3 separate regions of the Homo sapiens genome follow, and all the other regions are linked to region 3. A link is a contact called in ENCODE Hi-C or POLR2A ChIA-PET data. All regions are on one chromosome and are shown on one strand. Each heading gives the region's core, a stretch centred on a gene start or an enhancer-like site at or near the end of the contact. The rest is flanking DNA. Distances are from core to core; before and after follow the strand shown. Region 1 overlaps SLC47A1 (solute carrier family 47 member 1). Region 2 overlaps ALDH3A2 (aldehyde dehydrogenase 3 family member A2). Region 3 has its middle 35 kb from the start of ALDH3A2.

What was found. A loop is a pair of places that touch in the nucleus more often than their neighbours do. ChIA-PET counts read pairs that join two places held with the same protein, here RNA polymerase II (POLR2A). Pooled maps may share reads with other maps.
Region 1: a map of astrocyte of the cerebellum shows a loop between it and region 3 (6-fold over the local background). The contact joins two enhancer-like sites. A Hi-C loop is called at or near these places in 2 of 168 maps with a recorded cell type or tissue (astrocyte of the cerebellum and endothelial cell of hepatic sinusoid). POLR2A ChIA-PET finds 5 or more read pairs at or near these places in 4 of 52 experiments (BJ, H1, OCI-LY7 and 1 more).
Region 2: a loop to region 3 is called in a map with no recorded cell type, with 4 times the contacts of the local background. The contact joins two enhancer-like sites. A Hi-C loop is called at or near these places in 2 of 168 maps with a recorded cell type or tissue (CD8-positive, alpha-beta T cell and GM13976), 1 of 37 single-sample maps with no recorded cell type and 1 of 50 pooled maps. POLR2A ChIA-PET finds 5 or more read pairs at or near these places in 1 of 52 experiments (activated CD4-positive, alpha-beta T cell).

What each region holds. Positions count from the first base shown.
Region 1 is chr17:19,577,726-19,581,702 of GRCh38, forward strand. SLC47A1 (solute carrier family 47 member 1) reads left to right here. Exons shown (of 17, transcript NM_018242.3): 17 at 1-1,309. It also overlaps the pseudogene SLC47A1P1. Among named protein-coding and RNA genes, the nearest start is that of SNORA59B, 22 kb to the left of the region's middle. Within about 2 kb of position 2,171, at least 5 of the 41 ENCODE cell types and tissues checked have a DNase peak (open chromatin) inside an H3K27ac peak, as active enhancers do.
Region 2 is chr17:19,669,654-19,673,579 of GRCh38, forward strand. It overlaps ALDH3A2 (aldehyde dehydrogenase 3 family member A2), which reads left to right. Exons shown (of 10, transcript NM_000382.3): 9 at 2,068-2,303. Among named protein-coding and RNA genes, the nearest start is that of ALDH3A2, 23 kb to the left of the region's middle. Within about 2 kb of position 2,463, at least 14 of the 41 ENCODE cell types and tissues checked have a DNase peak (open chromatin) inside an H3K27ac peak, as active enhancers do.
Region 3 is chr17:19,611,494-19,615,789 of GRCh38, forward strand. No RefSeq gene overlaps it. Among named protein-coding and RNA genes, the nearest start is that of ALDH3A2, 35 kb to the right of the region's middle. Within about 2 kb of position 2,623, at least 2 of the 41 ENCODE cell types and tissues checked have a DNase peak (open chromatin) inside an H3K27ac peak, as active enhancers do.

The sequences.
Region 1 (3,977 bases), core at 921-3,420, 34 kb before region 3:
AAAGCTATATTGTGGCCCAAGACACTGTCTGAAAGATGACATGAGTAGTAATTCACCACTATCTGAACCAAGCAAGGATCAATGTGCTGACTGCATTGGCCAATGGCTTTGATACTTCTGCTATTTTTTTAGACACAAACCCATAAACTAACTGCTTAAGAATTCATACTGCTTGAATTATGTAAAATATATTTTACAGTATATCTTTCCTTGGGCCTTAGATTACTATTCACTGGGCAAATGGTATTTGTTTTTGTTTTAATTTTTTTTTTAATAGACGGAAGTCTTGCTCTGTCATGCAGGCTGGAGTGCGGTGGTGCGATCATAGCTCACTGCAGCCTCGAACTCTTGGGCTTCAAGCAATCCTCCTGTGTCAGCCACCAGAGTAGCTGAGACTACAGGGGTATGCCACCATGCCCAGCTGGCATTTGTTAATCTTCATTTGAGGTCTAGATCTAGGCACTGTGGACACTGAAAAACAGTTGGGAAATCTTTCGAGCTGTGGAAATCCAAACAAAGACTGATAATTCCTGGTAGGGGTGTGTGCGTGACGTACTGCAGCCTCAACCTCCTGGGCTCAAGTGATCCTCCCACCTCAGCCTCCTGAGTAGCTGAGACCACAGGCGTGTGCCACCACGCCTAGCTAATTTTTTATACCAGGGTCTACCCTTTGTTTCCCAGGCTGGTCTTGAATTCCTGGGATCAAGCAATCCTTCCACCTTGCCCTCCCAAAGTGTTGGGATTATAGGCATGAGCCACCACGACTGGCCAGAGGACAAAATTTTAATAAAGGTCTTAGCTTAAGCAGTAATCCTACTTCATTAAGCCTTCCTGGGGTGCGGTACACACCGTTAATTCAGCAACCCTCAGTACATACTAAGTATGCTCAGTGCTGTGAAAGTGGATTACACCAAATTAAGTCATTCTTATCACACCCAATCAAAAGTCAAGAAGCCAGGGATAAAAGCACCTCAGGCACATAACATTAATCTAGTAATGTAATTCTCTGCACATCCAGCTGGTGAAACTGCGTGCTGTAAGCTGGGACCAGCTTTGTCCATAACTGCTGAGAGAACTTGCTGAAGCTCTAGGAATAATTTTGCCTGCCCGGTTGCTCACCAGTTGTAGCTTGCCAGCTCCCAACACCCTTCCTGGTGCCAATAAACTTTCTCAAAGAGCAATACTGACATTTCTTTTGATAAAACCTCCAGCCTTCTCTGTGTTGTTCCGACATACCGAGGACCAACTGGTCTACATGGATGCCCTGAACATGCAATTCTTTCTTCCAAAATAAAACATTAAATAGAGATTTTGCCTCTACATTTTTGACTTAGTGCTAGGATGGATATAATGCTCTAGGCATGGCCTTTTCCTGAAATAACAAAATCAGAAAAGTTACCTACTTTGAGTAAAAAACACCCAACTGCTGATTTTGGTTGGGGCCACCTTAAGGTATCTCTACCCTCAGTGCCTTGTTCTTGGGGCCACGAGGCCCATTCTCCAGGAAGGCAGGTAAAGGCTTGCACTGTGGCCCTCGGGGTTGGGCCTGGGGGCAGGGGGCAGACACCACAGAGGCCCCTCCCCAGCTCCTCGTCAGGAACCCTCGAACCCTGTCTCCATTCCCCTCGCACAGGACTCCCTGCCCTTCCCCTTGCCAGGTAGGGCAGGGACCCCCTGGGGATAAGAGGAGGTTCTTTCAACCACCAGCCACAAATAGCCGCGGCCAGGAGGCCACCCCGGGCCGCCAGGAGCAGGGAGGCTGGGGTCCCTGCGAGGCAGGACCCCTCCTCTCCCGGAAACACTGAACCCGCAGCAAGCCCAGGCCAGAAGCATGCCAGAAAGCGCCAGCCCTGTGCTCCGCGGGAGGATGGAATCACCAGCTCAGTCCTGTCTGCCCACCCTCTAGGCATTTTGCTCTTCCAACCTGACCTACAAACTCTCCTGATAAAAACCCGTGTCATCCAAAAGCACACGAGGGGTCCTCTCACGCAGGGACCCCTTCCCCGAGCCCCCTTCATAAGCCCCCAAGGGCCCTCCCGGTGCCCTCCCCCAGAGTTCTGCGGGCGGCGACCATTGCCCTGGGCGTCTGGAGCGGGTCCGGGACGGGGAGGGGCGGGGCTGGGTGGGATCGGGTCGCCCCCCTCACCCCCACACCGCGCTGCGGTCCCGCGCCCGCGCCGCCGCCAGCCGCTCCCAGCCTCCGCATGGAGGCCCCTGCGGCCGCCGACGCCCCGGTCCCCGCCGAGCTCCCCGCCGCCGCCAAGGACCGGCCCCCATAGCGGCTCCGGGCCCTCGGATGGCGTGACGGCTTGTGGGGCCTGCGGGGTGCGCTGCCCCCGGACCTGCGGGGGGAGGCGGCTGAGCTGGCGGCGCTCGCGGGCCCAGTGGTGAGTGCGGCGTCCTCACGCCCAGCCCGACGCCTCCGGAGCGGCCGCCGCGCAGGGGTGGGCGCGGGCTTCCAGGAGGGAGGGCGGCTGTGAACGCGCCTTGCTTTCCGCGCCTCCGCAGTTTCTTGCGCAGTTGATGATCTTTATAATCAGCCTCGTCAGCTCCATCTTCTGTGGACATCTGGGCAAGGTCGAGCCGGACGCTGTCACGCTCGCCGTCACGGTGGGTGCCTGATTTCGCCCCTGTAGGAGCCGACGGGCGGCCAAGGGTTAGGATTTGAGCGGTGTCCCCAGGCGCTGTGGCTCACGACTGTAATCCCAGCGCTTTGGGAGGCCCAGGTGGGAGGATCGCTTGAGCTCAGGAGTTCGAGACCAGCCTGGGCAGCATAGCAAGACCCCCGTCTCTACTAAAAATACAAAAATTATCCCAGCGTGGTGGCACCGCCTATGGTCCCAGCTACTCGGGAGACTGAAGCAGGAGGATCGCTTAAGCCCAGCAGATCGAGGCTGCAGTGAGCTGAGACCGCACCACTGCACCCCGGCCTTGGCAACAGAGCAAGACCCTGTCTCAAAAACAAACACACAGGGCGGGGCGCGGTGGCTAACGCCTGTAATCCCAGCCAGCACTTTGGGAGGCCGAGGTAGGCGGATCACCTGAGGTCAGGAGTTTGAGACCAGCCTGGCCAACATGGGAAAACGCCGTCTCTACTAAAAATACAAAAATTAGCCGGGTGTGGTGGCACGGGCCTGTAATCCCAGCTACTTGGGAGGCTGAGGCACGAGAACCGCTTGAACCCAGGGGCCTGAGGTTGCAGTGAGCCGGAATTGTGCCACTGCACTCCCGCCTGGGTAACAGAAGGAGACTCCGTCTCAAAAAAAAAAAAAAAAAAAAAAGGAAAGAAAAAAAAATCAGTTTGAATTGTATCATGTCTTATGCATCTTCCTTTACAGGTCTGGGACTGACCTGTGGCTTACCATTACCTGATTAGATTTGGAAGGAGCTCGTGTCAATACTTAGAAAAGTGTAAAACTGAAATAACTGCACTTTTTTCTATTATGAAATTAAATCAGGAGACTTTTAGGTAATTTAGGTTGTTTGCCATTAATTGGATTACACAGTACATTCAGCTCCCACCCTTTCACCCTTGTGGAAAAGCCTCTCCCATGGATTGAAATCACACCTCCTGGGACGTCTGTTCCCTGGCTTTTGTTAGTGATGTGGAAAGTTGTTTCTTCCTGCATTTCATCCAGGCTTTCAGAGAAAGTGGAAAACACTTCTGCTGGTGATGGTAGGCGGCTTTCCCTAGTCTCAGAAAATGTCCCCTGTGTCCCCGTGAGATGGGTACACACCCTAAGAACACGGAGGGCCACCGGAGCTTCTCATTCAGCTACATGGGAGCCAAGACCTTGCCAGGTGGAATCAGTCACACATTTTATTTACAGGTCTGTTATTTGGTGAACGTATTGGATTAAGGGACATTTTTGCTTCCTTTGAAAGTTTAGACTGGGACTCTAGGAAGAGGCATGAAGGCAGAGGAGATTCGTATACATGGCTGCTCCAGTGTCCCCACCGGGAAAGACGAGCTTGGC
Region 2 (3,926 bases), core at 1,213-3,712, 58 kb after region 3:
AGATAGGGTCTCACTCTGTCACCCAAGCCAGAGTACAGTGGTGCAATCACGGCTCATTGCAGCCTCAACCTCTTAGGCTCAAACAATCTTCCCGCCTCAGCCTCCTGAATAGCTGGGATTACAAGGGTGCACCACCATGCCTGGCTAATTAAAAAAATTTTTTTTGTATAGAGGCGGGGTCTCACTGTGTTGCCCAGGCTGGTCTTGAATTCCTGGGCTCAAGCAATCCTCCCACCTCAGCCTCCCAACGTGCTGGGATTACAGGTGTGAGCCACCGTGCCCGGTCAAATGCACGCATTTTAGAGACAGACAACTAATAAGTAGTAAAGCCAAGAAATGAGCCAAAGTTGTCTGGCTCCAAAACCCACATATTCAACCAATCCAGTAGTTTGCTCTTTAGGACACAGTACTATTTCAATACCTAAAAGTAAAAGCTCCTCATTATTACTGTTTTTCGATGTTTTCTTGCTTGTTCTTATCTAAATTTATTTTTCCAGATGATCTTTGGAATCACTACCTCCTCCTACTTAAAACAAACAAACAAAACCTTCCGAAATCCCCTAGGATTTTTATTAAAATTGATTTAAACTTAAATTATTTTGGGAAGAATTTATATCTTTAAAATGTGGAGTCTTAATGGGAATATGTTATATCATCTCTTCATTTATATAGCCCTTTTATATCTTTCAACAAAACTTTGTAATTTCCTTCATGTCAGTTTTTTGCTTTTTATTTATTTTTTGAGACAGGGTCTCACTCTGTTGACCAGGCTGGAATGCAGTGTGGCACAATCATAGCTCACTGCAACTTTGAACTCCTGGGCTCAAGCAATCCTCCTGCATCAGCCTCCCAAATTTTTCCCAGTTTCTTACTACCTTGGTTATGTCTTTGGCTCGCCCCTCCCTTATTCTTTTTTTTTTTTTTTTTGAGACGGAGTCTCGCTCTGTCGCCCAGGCTGGAGTGCAGTGGCGCGATCTCAGCTCACTGCAACCTCCGCCTCCCAGGTTCAAGCAATTCTCCTACCTCAGCCTCCCAGGTAGCTGGGACTACAGGCGTGCGCCACCACGTCCAACTAATTTTTGTATTTTTAGTAGAGACGGGATTTAACGATGTTGGCCAGGATGGTCTTGATCTCTTGACCTTGTGATCCACCCGCCTTGGCCTCCCAAAGTGCTGGGATTACAGGCGTGAGCCACCGCACCCGGCCCCCTCCCTCATTCTTTACCCTCCCTCAGAGTTAGGGTTTCTCATGGTCTTGTCCTTGGGTCTCTTCTCACACCAGGCCTGCTTCATGAATGATTCCTTCCTGCAGCCTGGCCTTGGTAAACTGCTCCCTGGCCTCTGGTCACCTGTGTCTTATATCACACATGCCATTCCCTCTGCCCAGCTCACACTGCTCCGCTTTGTGCCTGTCAGTCTGTTGTACACACAATGAATTAGAGAAATGAAACTGTCACAGAGCATGGCTTTGTGGAGGGCAGAGATTTACACTTGCTTATTATCATCCAGCTGTGCAACCTTGTTGCCCTGTCTTACTTTCCACAGGCTTTGAGAAAGCAAGTGGGTGTGTGGGGCCATGGATGAATGAAGCCACATGGGATGGTGGGAAGAGAGCACATATAGCATTTAGAGTCTGATCCAGGTTCGGGTTCTGGCTTTGCCACTTAGCAGCCGTGTGACCCTGGGCAGGTTAACTGACCCTGTAAGCTCCCTTTCCCTCTCTGGAAATGAGGCTGCTGATAATTCACCAAGTGGGATTGTGGTGAGAATTATCTTAAGAGAATGATTTAACTCTTAGCACAGTCCCTGGCATAAATGAGAGCCACAGCTCTAGAAGAGGTGCAAGTCCTTGTCTTGCTCATGGAAAGCATCCTGTTTGACAGGGAAATTGACTTTTCCAGGGAAGTTGGTAAGGACTTCCTGAAAAGAGATACTTCAGCTGGCAGAGATGTTCAGTGGGGTTCCCAGGCAGCAGGGAGTGCATGTGAGCTTTCCCGGTCGTTGTTAGACAGAAGTAGCTTGCATCATCTACAGTGAAGCTTGTTTTGTCTGTTCCCTTTATTTCAGGTTCCAGTGGGATGGGAGCTTATCACGGAAAACATAGTTTTGATACTTTTTCTCATCAGCGTCCCTGTTTATTAAAAAGTTTAAAGAGAGAAGGTGCTAACAAACTCAGATATCCTCCCAACAGCCAGTCAAAGGTGGATTGGGGAAAATTTTTTCTCTTGAAACGGTTCAACAAAGAAAAACTCGGTCTCCTGTTGCTCACTTTCCTGGGTATTGTAGCCGCTGTGCTTGTCAAGGTGAGTCCCTATAACCCATGAGTGCCATTCAGTCTGGTCCTGGCCTGATGGCTGCCAGATGCATATTCTAGCAGGACTCTACATTAACTTGTAGAGTCTAAGACAGGGTCAGTGAACCACAGCCTGCTGGCCAGCTACCCGTTTTTGTCACTGAAGTTATTGGAACACAGCCACACCCACTTGTTTAATCATCCACAGCTGCTTTCATGGGACAGTGACAGAGCTGAGTAGTTGCAACAGAGGCTGAATGGCCCTCAGAGCCTAAATTATTACAGAAAAGTTTGCTGATCTCTGGTCTAAGAGATTAAAACAGCGTAGAACTTGATTGCAGAATTCTGAGCTGTCTGATCAAAGGGTTAGCCCTTTGATCCTTTTGGTATTGGACTTTCCTTGTCACTTACAGCTTTGTTCTTGAATGTGCATGAAATCAGCTTACCACAGAGGTGAAGGCAAGAACTCTGGTACAACAGCTTTGGTGAGGGATATTTTATTAGGCTTGAGTTTTTTTCCTCCAAAGTTCACTACCTGATAAAGTTTATCTTTGGTGATTAGTCATTATAGGGATGGGCTTGCAAAGAGGCCCTCATGATAGCTGCCTTCTCAAAGCAGTTTGCGTATTTTGAGATGAAAGAGGAAATCCGTAATTAAAGTTAAGATGGAATGAGGAAGGCAATTGTGTCTGTGGTGCCCTCAGCCGTTCAACTGAGGATATAACATTGAAAATATTGACCATATCAGTGAAGAATGGGCTTGGAAAAGGCAATGGTAATAGTTGTGTTTATGTTTTGTTTAAAATTTGAAAGGGGGCCGGCGCAGTGGCTCACACCTGTAATCCTAGCACTTCGGGAGGCTGAGGCAGGGGAATCACGAGGTCAGGAGTTCAAGACCAGCCTGACCAATATGGTGAAACCCTGTCTCTACTAAAAATACAAAAATTAGCCAGGCATGGTGGCACGCACCTGTAGTCCCAGCTACTCGGGAGGCTGAGGGAGGAGAATCACTTGAACCCGGGAGGTGGAGGTTGCAGTGAGCCAAGATCATGCCACTGCACTCCAGCCTGGGCAATAGAGCGAGACTCCATCTCAACAACAACAACAACAAAAATTTGAAAGGGGTTTGGCTCATCTTACAGTATCCCAGCCTTAGTGGAATTGGAGATACCAGTTGCATTTGAAATCATTTGGGTTTTCTCAGAAATACCAAGCTGTGCTGAGGAGAAAGGCCCTGTTGATTTTTCTGGTAGTTCACAGACTGCGTTGGTCCAGTAAGCAGAGATGAACACCAGATTTCAAAACCCAGCCCTGTCTGTTAAGAGTGAGGTAGGAACTTTTTGTTTTCTTTCTATATGTAAGGTGGGCCAAGTTGGGGTATGTTTTCAAGGGTTTTTTGGTTTGTTTTTGTTTTTGTTTTTGTTTTTGTTTTTATTTTTGTTTTTTTTTTGCTACAGTTGGAGGCTTAAGGGTTATTGAAAAAAGAATGGGCCGGGCGCAGTGGCTCACGCCTGTAATCCTAGCACTTTGGGAGGCCAAGGCAGGTGGATTGCCTGAGTTCCGGAGTTCGAGAACAGCCTGGCCAACATGGTGAAACCCCATCTCTACTAAAAATACAAACGTTAGCTGGGTG
Region 3 (4,296 bases), core at 1,373-3,872:
GTTGGAAAGATGAGAAATCAGCTCACTTTACGTGCCATCTCCCTCTTCCTTGTGGTTTTTGTTTTTCTGTTTATAGTTCTCTTAGTGGTCAAATTGTTTATAACCTTAAATAATAAGCATAGACCTCTATTTCTTGGTCCAACAACTTTATAGACCCTGTGACCTGACCCCTAAGTTGTAAGATGAGGAACATGGGGTCCTTTTGTTTCTTTCCGTCTCTCTTCCCATTTGCCTCCCAAATTCCAGAATTCCATATGCTGCTTAATAGCCACCCACATGCCATGAGCCAGGCACTATGCGAAACACTTCACAAATGGGACTCACAAGCTCCTCATTGCAATGCCATGTGAGGGATTTACTGTTCTTTCCCCTGCATCACAGATGAGGAAACTAAGGCCCAGAGAGTATCATTCGTCCAAGTTCAAGGAAGTAACTGGCTAGGATTTGAGCCCAGGGACTTGGCTCCAGAGGTCATGGTCATGGTCTTAATCACAGCTACCTCTCAGCTATATCACTGTTTTTATTTTGTGAAGCTTACGACATTTGAATTGTATTATCTAATGGTTATCATGTCTTTCATGTGTTAGGGGTTGTCTGAAAAAAATAAACATTCATAATATTATGATTTTTGTAAATATGATTATTTGCAGATCCAAATGTGGTCTTGCATCAGACGAGAAGGAAATGCAAATCCAGTAGCCACCAACACTACCACTTGAAAGAGGCTTTTACAAGTGAAAGATGAAATGCATTATTTTTTCTTGCTTTTGTCATTTGGTCAAAATCATGTCATATTTTGTTTCATATTTAGGCCATGACTTTTCTTGTGCAGCTCATTTGTTTTTTCTGGCATTTCTAACAGCCTTTATTTCTTATTGATGGAGCAGCATGGCCCCTCATCTCGTTACTAAGATGATCCAGTGTGTAAACATACTGTTAAGTATGAGTGCATTTTTTTCTTGAATGCCTCAGGGCCCTTTGATTCCTTGTTTTAATTTGTATCCAGGCTGGGCGCGGTGGCTCATGCCTGTAATCCCAGCACTTTGGGAGGCCAAGGCAGCCAGATCACCTGAGGTCAGGAGTTCGAGACCAGCCTGGCCAACATGGCAAAACCTCATCTCTACTAAAAATAGCTGGGAGTGGTGGCAGGCTCCTGTAGTCCCACCTACTCAGGAGGCTGAAGCAGGAGAGTCACTCGAACCTGGGAGGCGGAGGTTGCAGTGAGCTGAAATCACACCACTGCACTCCAGCCTGGGTGACGGAAGAAGACTCTTGTCTCAAAAAAAAAAAAAAAGGAATAATTAATTTGTATCCATTGATTTCTAGACTTTTTTCTAGCTTGCTGCACAGCTGTCATTCCAGAATTTCTCTCATTGTCCTCCTGAATTAAGCCTACAATTTCTTTGATCCCATTTCTTCCTCTTTCTTAGATTTCTTTAATTTTTTTTCTTCTGATCTAGCAGCAGCCAAATGAAAATTTAAAAAAATTTGTTCTGGAGTACTTAGTCAAAAACTTGTTCTAAGATTATATGGAAAGTAAATCATATGCCATGCATATTCGAGAGTCTTTATTTTCCTCTTATACTTGTTTAATAATTTGGCTGAGTATAGGATTGTAGGTTCAAAATAACTTCCCTCTGAATTTTGAGGACATTGCTGTGTCTCAGTCTGGTATTCAGAGTTACTGATGTGAAGTCTGCTCAGAATCTGTTTCTTGTTCCTTTGTAGGCAGCATGATTTTTCTCTTTGAAAGTTTTAACGTTTATTTCTTTATCTTTATAGTTCTGAAATCTCACAAGAGTGCATTTCTCTGAGGATACTTTTTAACTTCTGCTTAGCACTTGGTATACCCTTTCAGTCTGAAGACCTGTGTTTTTCTTCAACTCTGGGAAATTTAAAAAATATTCTTTCCCTCTTTTCTGTAAATTTTTTTCTGTTCTTTCTTTTTAAATTTCTTATTAGGTGGAGGTTGACCTTGGGAATTAATCTTCTTGGCTTTGGCTTTTTTTTTTCTATTAAAAAATATCTCTTTGTCTTTTTGTTTATCTTCTTTGCTGCTTTTTTTTTTAGTTTCATTTTTAATTTCTAAGAACATCTTTTTTTTGTCTTATAGTCTCTTTTATGGGAACCTGTTCTTGTTTTATGCTGCATTACCTTTTAAATATCCCTGTGGATGCTAAATCGGAACTTTAAACGTTCTTCTGTGTTCCTTGAGTCATCTATTTTCTCTGAGATCAGTTGACCTTTTACTTATCTTTATCTGTTTTGGGGATGTGTGCTTCAGTCTTCCTCAAAGCTCTGGTGATCTTACTAGTCTGTTTATACTTAGGAATGAATGAGTACATTGATTTATCAAACAAATGGCCGGCATAGCTTTCCTCTCCTATTATTTGGAGATTTTTCTCCAACAGGCCTCTCCCCAAAATGGGAAGGACCAGTGGGGAACTCGGTACCAAGGTGGTACCTGTCCAGTGACATCTTCATTTTAGGACTTATGGGTGAGGATTAGGCAGTAGGCAGCCTGACCTCCTGCCCCACCTTATCCCCATGTCCCACCTATCCCCCAAAACAAAAGAAGAAGGGCCTGACTCACGCCACGGAGGAAGCTCCACACTTGGCTTTTCTGTGTCAGCCCAGCTTCTTGTGTGCAGTAAGGCTAAGGACGGGCAGGTCGCGGGGCTTGGGTGTCCTGTCCCAGCCCTGTGGCGCATCTCCCTGACTGCTCTTCTTCACAGCCTCGGTGGGGGGAAGCAGGGCGTCAGTGCTCCTGGAGCTCTACTGGGAAGACGGAGTGTGAGGCAGCATTCTGTTCATGTTCTGTGCTGTGGCTTCCTGCGTTTCTGCCCTTGGATCATGGCTGTGGAGCCTGCTTTCCCTCTTCCAGAAGCTGACCGGCTCTCATTCTCAGTGTTGTTAATGAATTTATTTTCTATTAAGCATGGAGATTTATTTTCCATTAACAGTGTTTTGGGAGGGAAGGGAGTTAGGCATGTGATTCATTCATTTTGAACTGGAAGCCAGTTATGTGTACTTTAGGCATGCAAATCTTAAGAGATGTTTATATACTCATACTCAGGTCTGTTTTTTTTTTTAAGTTCTTTTTTTTTTTTTTTTTTTTGAGATGGAGTCTCACTCTGTAGCCCAAGCTGGAGTGCAGTGGCACAATCTTCGCTCACTGAAACTTCCGCCTTCCGAGCTCAAGCGATTCTCATGCCTCAGCCTCCCGAGTAGCTGGGACTACAGGCGCGTGCCACCATGCGTGGCTAGTTTTTTGTATTTTAGTAGAGACAGGGTTTCACCATGTTGCCCAGGGTGGTCTCGAACTCCTGAGCTCAGGCGATCTGTCAGCCTTGGCACCCCAAAGTGCTAGAATTACAGGCATGAGCCACCGCGCCTGGCCTCAAGTTCTTAATCTTAACAATTTAATATATATTTTTATCAACTGAACTTAGGCTAGTTTTCAAAACAGTAATGAATTAGAAGGCTTTTGGGAGGATGCTGTTTCTAGTAGGAATGAGAAGTTAGAGCTGATGTACGAGTGATTAAAAGTGAACTTGAGAGCCCAAAGCTAAGTTGTCTGTACAACCCACGTTACCCTCGCAGCCCCTGGGGGCAGCATTGTATTGCAGGATCATGATAGGGGTCAAGAAGGTGGCCCCAAAGGTTGAGTGGTGGTCTATTTAAGAAGCAAATAAGCTTATAGCTTTAGATTTTCATAATCAATGATTAAAATTAAGCCTTTGCATTTGAAGGGGCCTCTTTCAATTTACCGGATAATCAGACATATGGAATGTTTCACCCATCCCACCAAAAACGAGGTATTGTCGTGGAGTCAGATTTCATCAATGTCTGGGGTTCCTACAGTGTGCCAGGCGCGGTTCTAAATGCTTTTTCACATGGGTCATTTAATTTTTACAAATTATTTGTATACTAACGTTTATACTAAGTTAAATCTTACTTTGTATAATGTAGCTAAGTTGAATTGTCTTGATAGTGTGTGTGTAGCCAATAAAGGGGGTGTGTTGCCCTCAAATCCAGCTTCATTACGAGGTTCTGCTGTGATGAATGTGGTACAGGGAGCCGTCAGGGCAACTGTCATGCTTCCTTACCTGCAAAGAAATCGGATGTCACATGGCTAAGCAATTTGTCCACAGTCACACAGCTAGGATGTAAGAGAGCCAGTTCTAGAACTCAGCTCTCCGGGTCTGTCCTGTTTCCATTTAGTTAGACGCTAGTGCACTAATACTCCAATGTTCAGGCTTTACGACTGTGATTTATGCTTCTTAATTCTCAGGT